Linked DNA regions of Homo sapiens: region 2 is linked to region 1. Evidence: chromatin loops called from intact Hi-C (ENCODE). Cell type or tissue: heart left ventricle. All regions are shown on one strand.

Region 1 (5,000 bases):
GCCACCGAGAGTGGATTCGAAGGCCCCAACCTGCTTTATGATGAGGTGCTCCTCATCTGATGCGTGTTTGTGGTTGAGGAGTAGGGGAAGAAAAGGGAAAAATATGTCATGAAGAAGAGGAAAAGAAGGATGACTAAGAAGGGGCAGGCAGGTTTCCACCAAGAAAGAAAATTCAGCCCGCCAACCATAAAGAATGAAATGGCGACAGCCACTGTGACCTTGGAGGAGTTGCTTAACCTCTGTTGCCTCTGTTTCCTTTTGTGGAAAATGAGAATAACGACAGCATCGACCTCAAATGGTTGTTCCACTGATTCAACAGGGTCATAGACGTAAAGCACTTTGCCTGGTTAAGCTCCACGTTCCCTGTCCCGAACCCGACTCCACAACACAAGCACACACACAGCTGAACATAGACAGCTCTTGGGCATTGAAAACACACTTCAAAAACCTCAGAGCCACTTGGGGAGAGACCTGGCTGGAAGTCACAGTCTCTTGAAGGACCAGATCTGAGTCTCCGATGGACCTCCTTCCAAATTAGGAGACAGTGACAGCGACTAGGAGAGACTTAAACAATCATCTGGTCTAATACCTTTTATATTTGTGCACCATGAATGAGCCAAATGAGATTAAGATACAATGAGAAAAAAAAAGGTATTACTTTAAAAATACTATATTTGTAAAATTATTCAGTAAAGTTCTACAGGACTAAGCCCTCTAATTCCTGGCAAGCAACCACTTCTCCAAAGGCAGACCTCTGATTTCAGATCACTAGTCCTCTCTTCCAAGGCTTGAACCCTGCTACGTCGTCGCATGACCTTGCAAGTAAGTCTTAGCAGAAACCGTCTCACATTTTTTAAGCCTATGACTCTAGTGCACAGACGAGTGCAGGGAGTAGGTGATGGTAAACTCCACCTGCTGCACCCCCGTTCCCCATCCATTGTCATTCTACAGGGATGGGAAGTCTCCTGCCTAGACAGGTGAACTGGGTAGAAACAGAAGAACTGCTGAAAGCCATTGCACTAGAGCCGCACTACCCAATATGGCAGCCACTAGACATGTGTGGCTACTGAGCACTTGAAATGATCTGTGTCTGAATTGAAGTGTGCTCTAAATGTGAAGTGCACACCAGATTTTGAAGGCTTAGTATAAAAGAAGCATAAAATATCTCATTAATAATTGTTTTCTGGCAGGGTATGGTGGCTCACGCCTGTAATTCCAGCACTTTGGGAGGCTGAGGCAGGCAGATGACTTGAGGTCAGGAGTTTGAGACCAGCCTGACGAACATGGTGAAACCCTGCCTCTACCAAAAATCCAAAAAAAAAAAAAAATTAGCCAGGCATCACGGCACACGCCTGTAATCCCAGCTACTTGGGAGGCTGAGGCAGGAGAATTGCTTGAACCACAGAGGCGGAGGCTGCAGTGAGCTGAGATCGCACCACTGCACTCCAGCCTGGGCGACAGAGCAAGACTCCATCTCAAAAAATAAGTAAATAAGTAAATAAATAAATAAAATTAAGCCTTTAAAAAATAATAATCTATTCCTTTCATGTTGAAATAATAATACTTTGAATATACTGGGTTAAATAAAATATATCATTCAAATTAATGTTACATATTCTTTTTACTTTTTAAAATGTAGCTACTTCCAAATGTAAACCACATATGTGGCTCCAATTGGTGGCTTGCATGATATTTCTATTAGATAGCCCTACTCTAGAATCAGCTTTCTGTGTTCTTTCTGTTTCACCATTACCACTACTATCCTCATGGTTTATCCTTATTCTTCACAGGAGTGAGCAGTGACACCAGGGCAAGCTAACTAGCTATTCCTGGGCCTTTGTAATCCTGGAAAAGAAAGGAGAGAATAAACTAAAATCATATTCTTTTGCTTGGTAGTTTCATTCTCCCCTCCCAATGATCACAGCAATTTCTGAATGCAATACAATGCATGAAAGACTGAATGGGCTTCAGTTTACTCACCAGTAAAAATGAAGGCATTTGGCTAAATAATCTCACAGGCTCACAAAATTTAAAAGCTAAGAGACTTTAGGATTACCTGGCCCAGAAGTTTTCAACCCAATCAAATAAAACACACTTTTTATAACAAACATTTTATAGTACTCTACTAATCTGGTATAAAATCCATAGATCATATAACCTGCCCATGTTTTTAAATTAATATAACATGAAAACTGTAATACAAAGGAGAAATGAAAAGAAAATAGCTTACAGAAAATGTTGTGTATTTCAGTATGTGGATACTCTGCTTGATTGCACTAAAGGACAAGGGAGGCTCAGATTCTTGTACCTGTAGAATAACCACGAATGTGATATCACAATGCAGACAGATATAGGTGTGTTGCTTAGTGACTCAAACATCATTAGTGTTTGCTATAATTTGATTTTTTGGAGATTATTAATAACTCTTGGTAAAGTTCTGAGCAAAATAAAGTACAATCTTACCTCTATTTATACACAGTCCTGGAAAATTCAGTGTATATTTTCAGATGTGAAAAATACTATATGTTTATATAGAAAACATAGTCGGATTCCTTGAATGTCCGGCGGGACATGAAAGTCATGCCAGATATGGGCCAGGTGGTCGCTTTGTGGGATTGCCCAGAGCATTGTTTAGCAGTTCTGCACCTGCCCATCCAATGTCACCAGCACCCCACCCCCAATCATTGTGACATCTAAAAAGCTACCTTCACAGATTGCTACCAGCACCCAAGGGGGTGATTCCAACCTCTGCAGAGAATCTCTTTCAAACACTGCATAATTTGAGCAAAATGTGGGGCAAAATCATACAAAAAATTGATATTAGATCTAGGAATGGTAATTTTTTTTAAGAAAACATTGTACATATACATGATCACATAGGTTTCACAATTTATGTGGCTGGTTTCACGCATCCTTGTTGGCTCTGTCTCATTTCCAGTTATGAAAATGACTTGTCTTCTGAGATGCTTTGCTTGTGTCCTTACTTGACAAAGGAGGCCTGGAGGCTCAGAGAGTTGGTGGCAGGCGAAGCTGGAGAATGCAGGCCTCGTGACTGCCAGTTCTGTGCTCTCAGGCTAGCTTCCTCTGGCACTCTCCAAAGTTTGTAGGACGTCACAGCAGCAGTTGTGCTAGTTGCAACACTTCTGATTCTAACTGCAGTGTTTACTTTCAGACCCTCGGCCTTTGCTGCTTACATAGGATTCTAGGATTCGTGATGAAGGCAGATTAAATATTTAGATCCCTCGAACAAGTTAAATTACAATCGGGCTGGATTCCCACTGGGTAATCCCACTTGAACCTTGTGTACTCTGGGGGGAACATGAACTTTACTCATTTCATTCAAAACTCGCATGAACAGAGAGTGAAGCTGGCTCCTCTCCACCTCCCCCGCCCCCACAAAAAAACTGCTTATCTCAGAATGAAAAATCCATCCAGTTCCTTGGAGGATTCGCTTTGCCTTGCCCCATAGCGGACATAGTGTGTGTATTCAGCGGGAACAATTTGCTCATGCCAAGAAACTAGATCCTGTTTGAATGACAGTAGTTATGGGAAAACAATATGTCTACAGCCCACACCAAAGCATGGCTTGTACTTTATGGCTGGCATTGTCCCAGAAGAGAATTGGCAGGCAGCTGAGAAACCTCTCATGGCCACTGGACTCGGACAACCATCTCTACTGCCCTCACTTGCCCTTAACTGCCTATACCCCTTAATTTGGACTTTTGGTCTAGGAGCAATATCTTCCAAGTCAATTTCTGCTCTGTGGCACTCTCGGTAGCTGGGGGAAAGGGTGATTCTGGCTGGCCCTGGACTCTTAACTATTCTCAGAGTCTCCAGAAACATCTTTTATTCTTCTTTCTTTCTCTCCTCTTTTTTAAAGCCTATAGACTCTTTCCGTTTCCTCGGCAGCTCTAAGCTCATCCTGCTCCCTCCCCTAGCTTAGCTCCATACCCCCCTCTCAGGACAGTGGTTCCTTAATGTCCACAGAACCCAGGTCAAGCCCATGTCATGACAGCAGGTGTCCCTTGTTGCTGGGACTTGGACCACCGAGGCCCTCTGGGCTTTGAGATAATTTGTCATACACACTCTGATACATGAGCCGGAGAACTCAACCTAAATTAGTTACAGGTGGGACAGAAGAAACAAATGAAACTGGGCATCAAGATTTCTCCAACTGACACATATAATGTGAATGTGAGAGAAAGCATAGGATCACAGATCCGTAAAGGAAAAAGAAAAGGCCATGGAAAGACAGAGGAAGTTTCTGTCCCAACTTTCCCTGATTACTTGAAATTCTGTGTGTCTGAAGTGAGCCAAGAAAAGCTGCCAAGAAAGAAGTTGTGGAAGATAAGGGCACAAATGCAACATTTAGTTTTCAGTGCTTTGTAAAAGCCCAAAGACTATTGCGTGTTCTTGACAACTGCATTACCACGTTAGATTCCAGTTTTTTTGAATTTGGATGTTTTGGGAGTTTTTACATGGCTAGATTCTTAGCATCTAGTGATAAAAGGAAAGGGACTCTGACAATGCAATTTCCAGTTACAAAATAGGTGTTAGTTCTTATTTAATTATACAATCCCTTCTGCTCTATCAGCTATTGGCAAAGTTTTCTGTGCATTGTCTTAATGCTTTGTGATACAATTCTTTTATGATATAACACATATCCCTTAAATTTGTATTTCCTGCCTTTTCTTCCCGCACTAATTTGAACCATACAAAAAATTGATACAAAAGAGGAGAAACTTCATGCAGGACAAATAAGGATATTCTACTGGGGCAATTCTCAATTAAAGTTAGCATTTTACATAACAATACAGGATATGGCAAAATCAACTCAAGATGCGGTATATTGCGATAGCATTATAACTAACCAAGTCCAGACCTGAATTTTACACCAGTTGTAAATCATGGTGAGAAAAATAAATCTCATGCCTGAGCCAGAGTTTGCTTTCCTTGGATTTGGCAACAAACTATTACTAACTTTGCACAAGATAGGCCAC
Region 2 (5,000 bases), 220 kb after region 1:
GGGGACATCATGGAACTGCACATTTTGCCTCCCCTCTCTTCCTGCTGGCTTGTAATGTGTTATGGAAACACTGATTTGAAATTAAGAGTTTTGATTAAACAGGTTTTCTACGCTCTTGATTTATTTCCTTTATTTTAAGGCAGATGCCTCTGTATGGTAACAGTAGCTTACAAAGCCAAAGGGATTCAGACTTTAAATGGGAAATTTATTTTATTTTATTTTAGCGTGGTTCGGTTTGATTTTTGTTTGTTTGTTTTCCTTTTTGCTGACACCCAGATCTTATTCTGACTTGACTTGGCTTCATTTAAGATGAGTTTTCAGGATGAGTGGGCTTGGTCTTACTAGGGTTATTTTCCAGATAAGCAGGTAATTTGGGAAATAAAATACTTGTAAAAGTCCTGTAATTCCCAAAAAGTTGGCTATAATCTAAAAGGTAATTGGGATGCTACTATGATCATTTATAAACAATTTAATAGCAATGTGAACCACATGTTTTTTGAAACATATCTTGGTATCTGGCTTCATCTGTAATAGGTCTTACCTATACAAATCTAAATTAAAATTTGATTTTAATTTAATTCTAATATCTAATTTATTTCTGTTCCTTGTATATGTAAATCAAGGTCAAGTTGCTTCCAGTATCTCAGGCTGAGCCCTATTTGTTTGCTTTTCTTAAACCTCCTTCTCTAACCATAAAAGCTCTCTCTTCTGGAGCTTTAAAGAAGATGCTGTGTTTCTGAGTAGGCGGAGAGCTTTAGGCATTTGGGAGTCATAGCAGATCAGCTATCCCACTGGAGGCAGGATCTAGATATAGAGTCGGGTCAGCGTGATAATAATCTTAGGCAAAGCTAATTCCCTCTCCAGAACCACCTTCCAGTTGTAGGAAATCAGTTTCATTGTTCCTAGAACTGGCCACCCAATCTGGTGTCAGGAGTGGGTGCAGAGGATAACTGGTATGAAAAGAAACAAACACAAAAGGGGAGAGAGAAGGCAGGAAACCAGGATAAGGGGACAGAGAGTAGGGAACTGGAGAAACTTTTACTATAGTTGTGCTTAATCGATGTCCTTTGAACAGAACTAATTGAAGATGATATTATTACACATACCAAAAAAAAAAAAAAAAAAAAAGCTTTCTCAGTCCTACCCTAGGGTTTTTAAAGACAGCTGTCTATGAAGCCACAGTCAAGGCATAGAGCCATGTGCCTGTCCCATAGCTGTGAATGTCTCTGATCAAGGCTGGGACGAAGTTGTTGAGGCCTTTCCACTAGGTTTCTCAGACATCTTTTCTAGAATAGAGATTTAACTTCAAGGGCAATTAATTAGCAAATAAACAAGTTTATTCGATCTCAATGGAAAATATGCTGTTTAAAAATGAACAGTATTTTAAGGAAAACCCTCAGCTATGTGTACAACTTGAAAGACAGAATTTATTTCCATCTGAAATATGCATGGGAACAACCTTTTGGGAATGTGATTTGAAAGTAAATATCTATTAAAATGTTAAGTGCCATGTACCCTTGGGCCCCAAAGTTCCACTTCTAAGAATGTACTCAACATATATGTTCCCATAAGCACACAGCAACAATTAGCACACAGATTTGTACCGCACCGTTGTTTGTAATAGCACGAAACTGGGAACAACCTGTATATCCACTAGCAGGAGACTGATTCAATCAGTAATGGTACATTCATATCATGGAATATTGTGCAGCTGTTGAAAAGAATGAGGCAAAGCCTTATGTTGCCATGAAGATATAAATAGATATATAGAGAGAAAGGTAGACATAGAGAGTCCAAATATTAAATTTTAAAAGCAAATTGCAGAGCAGAAAGTATAGTACAATAATATTTGTGTGTGCTTTAAAACATGATTTAAATAGAGGCTTCGACTGCATTAAAAAAATTCTGGAACAATAAAAAGGAAACTTTTAATAATAGTTACCTCTGGGGAGTGGGACGGGAGTTGGACAATTTTTTCATTTTGTGCACTTCTGAACTGACTAAATTTTGAACCATGAGCATGTTATCACTTTTAGAATAATTGAAAAACTAGCTCCTAAGAAGAGGTTGTATTTACCCTGCATTAACAAAAACAAAAGGGATGCTCTTATCTGGGACAATCTATAGAAGCCACATCCCTGGCCACATTCTCATATACGGTCTAGTGAGACCCTTAAGACTACGTGAAAAGATTAAAATAACCCATGAGATATGCGGCAAAAACATTGCACCCAGCCGTCTGCTCTCAATACCACACTCATCTGGTGCGCTTCCAAAGTGAAACGCCTTGACGTTGGTCAGCCTGTGACCGGCTCCTTGCTGCCGACGCTGGGTTACATAAGGTCCTGGGAGACCCGAGCGGCGCCCCGGACGCGTCTGGGAGGAGCCGCCACGCCACAGCTCCGTGGGGCTCCGCACTCTACCCTGGCCACAGACAAAAAGAACTTCTGCTGCATCACCCCGTGGCGCCAGGATCACTTCCCTCTTGAGAGACAGTGTGTGCACATCGTAGACGCTAGAGCCAGCCCCTGCAGGAACTCCGTTTGAAAATTCTTCAAGGAGAAATAACCGAAACTCTGAGATTCCTCTTGCCGCAGACAGACAGACAGACAGCCACACACGAACGCACACACGCTTTCTCCTCGCTCCCATCTTGTTCATTCTCCCTTAACTAGTTCCTAGAAATATCTAGCCGGGCTAATTCATTTCCGTTCCTTGTATATGTAAATCAAGGTCAAGTCGCTTCCAGTATCTCGGGCTGAGCCTTGTTTTTTTTTTTTTGTTTGTTCGTTTGTTTTTTTTTTAAAAAACACCTCCCTTTCTAACCATAAAAGCTCTCTCTTCTGGCGCTTCATTAGCCTAGTGATTAAATGTCAAGTCTCCCGAACAAGCTGGATTTGAAGGTCTGTAACGTAACTACTTCTTCCAAATCGAAAATGTTTACTCTCCTAAAATTTATATTTCAATAAAGCGTTAAAAAAAATTAGTCATTTTGTTCCAAGAGTGTTCGGAGGCTAAACTGCACTGCCAACAAGTAAAAACTTGTTATCCAGACCATTAGTGTTAAGGGAAAAGCCAGTAAGTTTAAAGAAAAAGTAACTCATCATATTACCAGGTAATCACTCTCATTTCTTCACTAACAATACCTAATTTGCTCTTCAAATAATTATAATATAAATGAAGAAAAGGATTGTACTTTTCATGTGTACACTGGGAAGCTAACTTTTTTTTTTTTTTTTTTTTTTTTTTTTTTTTTTTTTTTGAGGCGGAGTCTTGCTCTGTCGCCCAGGCTGGAGTGCAGTGGCGCCATCTCGGCTCTGCCTGCTGGGTTCAAGCGATTCTTTCTGCCTCAGCCTCCGGAGTAGCTGGGATTACAGGCACGTGCCACCACGCCCAGCTAATTTTTGTATTTTTAGTAGAGACAGGTTTCACCATGTTGGCCAGGATGGTCTCGATCTCCTGACCTCGTGATCCGCCCACTTCGGCCTCCCAAAGTGCTGGGATTACAGGCCTGAGCCACCACGCCCATACGGGAAGCTAACTTTTAATAGTTCGTTTCTCCTAAACTCTGCTCTCCTCTCCAAAAAAACTGTTCTTGTTAGAACAGTAAACAGCAATCAGACTCAAATTAATCCCAGAGTAGTCTCTCTGGTTACCAGATTGAGAAATGTTATTGGAAAATAAAAGGGAAAAAGTGCCTTTTTCTAAAATCTTGGGTGCTAGTCTTGCGTCGGTAGCTAAAACTGTATTTTACTGTATCAGTAATGCTTAAAAGTCCAAATACAGTACTTGCTTATTCTTTTTTTTTTTTGAGACTGAGTCTCGCTCTGTCACCCAGTCTGGAGTGCAGTGGCGCGATCTCAGCTTACTACAACCTCCACCTACCGGGTTCAAGCCTCCTGAGTAGCTGAGATTATAGGCGCGCACCACCACACCAGGCCAATTTTTGTATTTTTGGTAGAGATGGAGTTTCATCGTGTTGGTCAGGCTGGTCTCGAACTCCTGACCTCATGATCCGCTCACCTTGGCCTCCCAAAGTGCTGGGATTACAGGCGTGAGCCACCACACCCGGCCTGGAAGGTCCATCTCAACAATCCAGTACTTTGTCAACCATCTCAGCTTTGCCACTAATGGAAGTGCTGTTAACAGCCCTCAAAACTGAAGTTCCTTTATTTCTTCTGCCACTTGAGAAAAAGTTTTGCCACAAAGTTCTAATAACACTAAGTCCCTACAAATCAACTTGGAAACGTCTACATGTGTTTCTCCTGGAAAAAGTGCCAGACATCAGTTTTATCTGGCAATCATCAAAATACATCAGACTGCAAATCTATATGTTCCTGGACCTCATAAGAAGCACAGTGAGGAATTTCAGCAAGCGAACCAAAGTACTAAGCTACACTGCAACATCTGCAGTCTACAACATGGGCAACAATACTGACATCAACCACTGCTGCCAAGAACATGCAACAGCAAACAAAACAAAACAAAAACAAACAAAAAAAGGGAATGGGGACATTTCAAATCCATATTCTCAATTTCTGGCTTAAGATTACAGCATTATTTAACCCACCATCACTAAACTCACTTTAATAAAAACAATCAGGAAGCCCAAGCATATGGATTTTTTTATTTGCACATTTTGTATTATTTTATGAGAAGACAAATGATAGAACCCATGGGAATTTAAAAAAAAAATTCCCAGAATGTCAAGGTTGGTATAATTTCTGTAACTAGAATATGGTGTACATGGTGACCTCAAAACAGGAAATGCCTTTGAAATCTATCAGTCATGTATTCAACATCAACTGTGAAAAATATATGATGGGGTCGCAGACTGCAAGGCACTGCCTGCCCAGAATCTGCAGTCTAGCTGGAGAAGATAACACTAAAAGAGTTGAGAAAGGTGTAGGACTGGCAGGCACAGAGGAGGGAAGCAAAGGATGGATGTTTTCCGTGTTTTAAACCATGCTGTACGGTAAATAATGATAGCACTGGGAAGA

The links. A loop is a pair of places that touch in the nucleus more often than their neighbours do. Peaks named below come from ENCODE experiments on the same cell type or tissue, not always from the same donor. Only the 100,000 strongest peaks of a DNase experiment are listed, where the experiment ranks them.
Region 2: a loop joins it to region 1, with 3 times the contacts of the local background. A loop is called at or near these places in 3 of 110 quality-filtered maps.

Annotation. Positions count from the first base shown.
Region 1 is chr12:93,812,712-93,817,711 of GRCh38, reverse strand. All of the region lies in intron 2 of CRADD (CARD and death domain containing adaptor protein), which reads right to left. Among named protein-coding and RNA genes, the nearest start is that of CRADD-AS1, 77 kb to the right of the region's middle. In heart left ventricle, no CTCF peak of the experiment used is centred here; DNase peaks (open chromatin) are centred at 3,051 and 3,401; H3K4me3 peaks cover 1,026 bases; H3K27ac peaks cover 2,857 bases.
Region 2 is chr12:93,589,046-93,594,045 of GRCh38, reverse strand. It overlaps a transcript of SOCS2 not described here. Among named protein-coding and RNA genes, the nearest start is that of SOCS2, 19 kb to the right of the region's middle. RefSeq lists an enhancer at 2,366-2,925. In heart left ventricle, no CTCF peak of the experiment used is centred here; DNase peaks (open chromatin) are centred at 2,405 and 3,313; H3K4me3 peaks cover 3,334 bases; H3K27ac peaks cover 3,863 bases.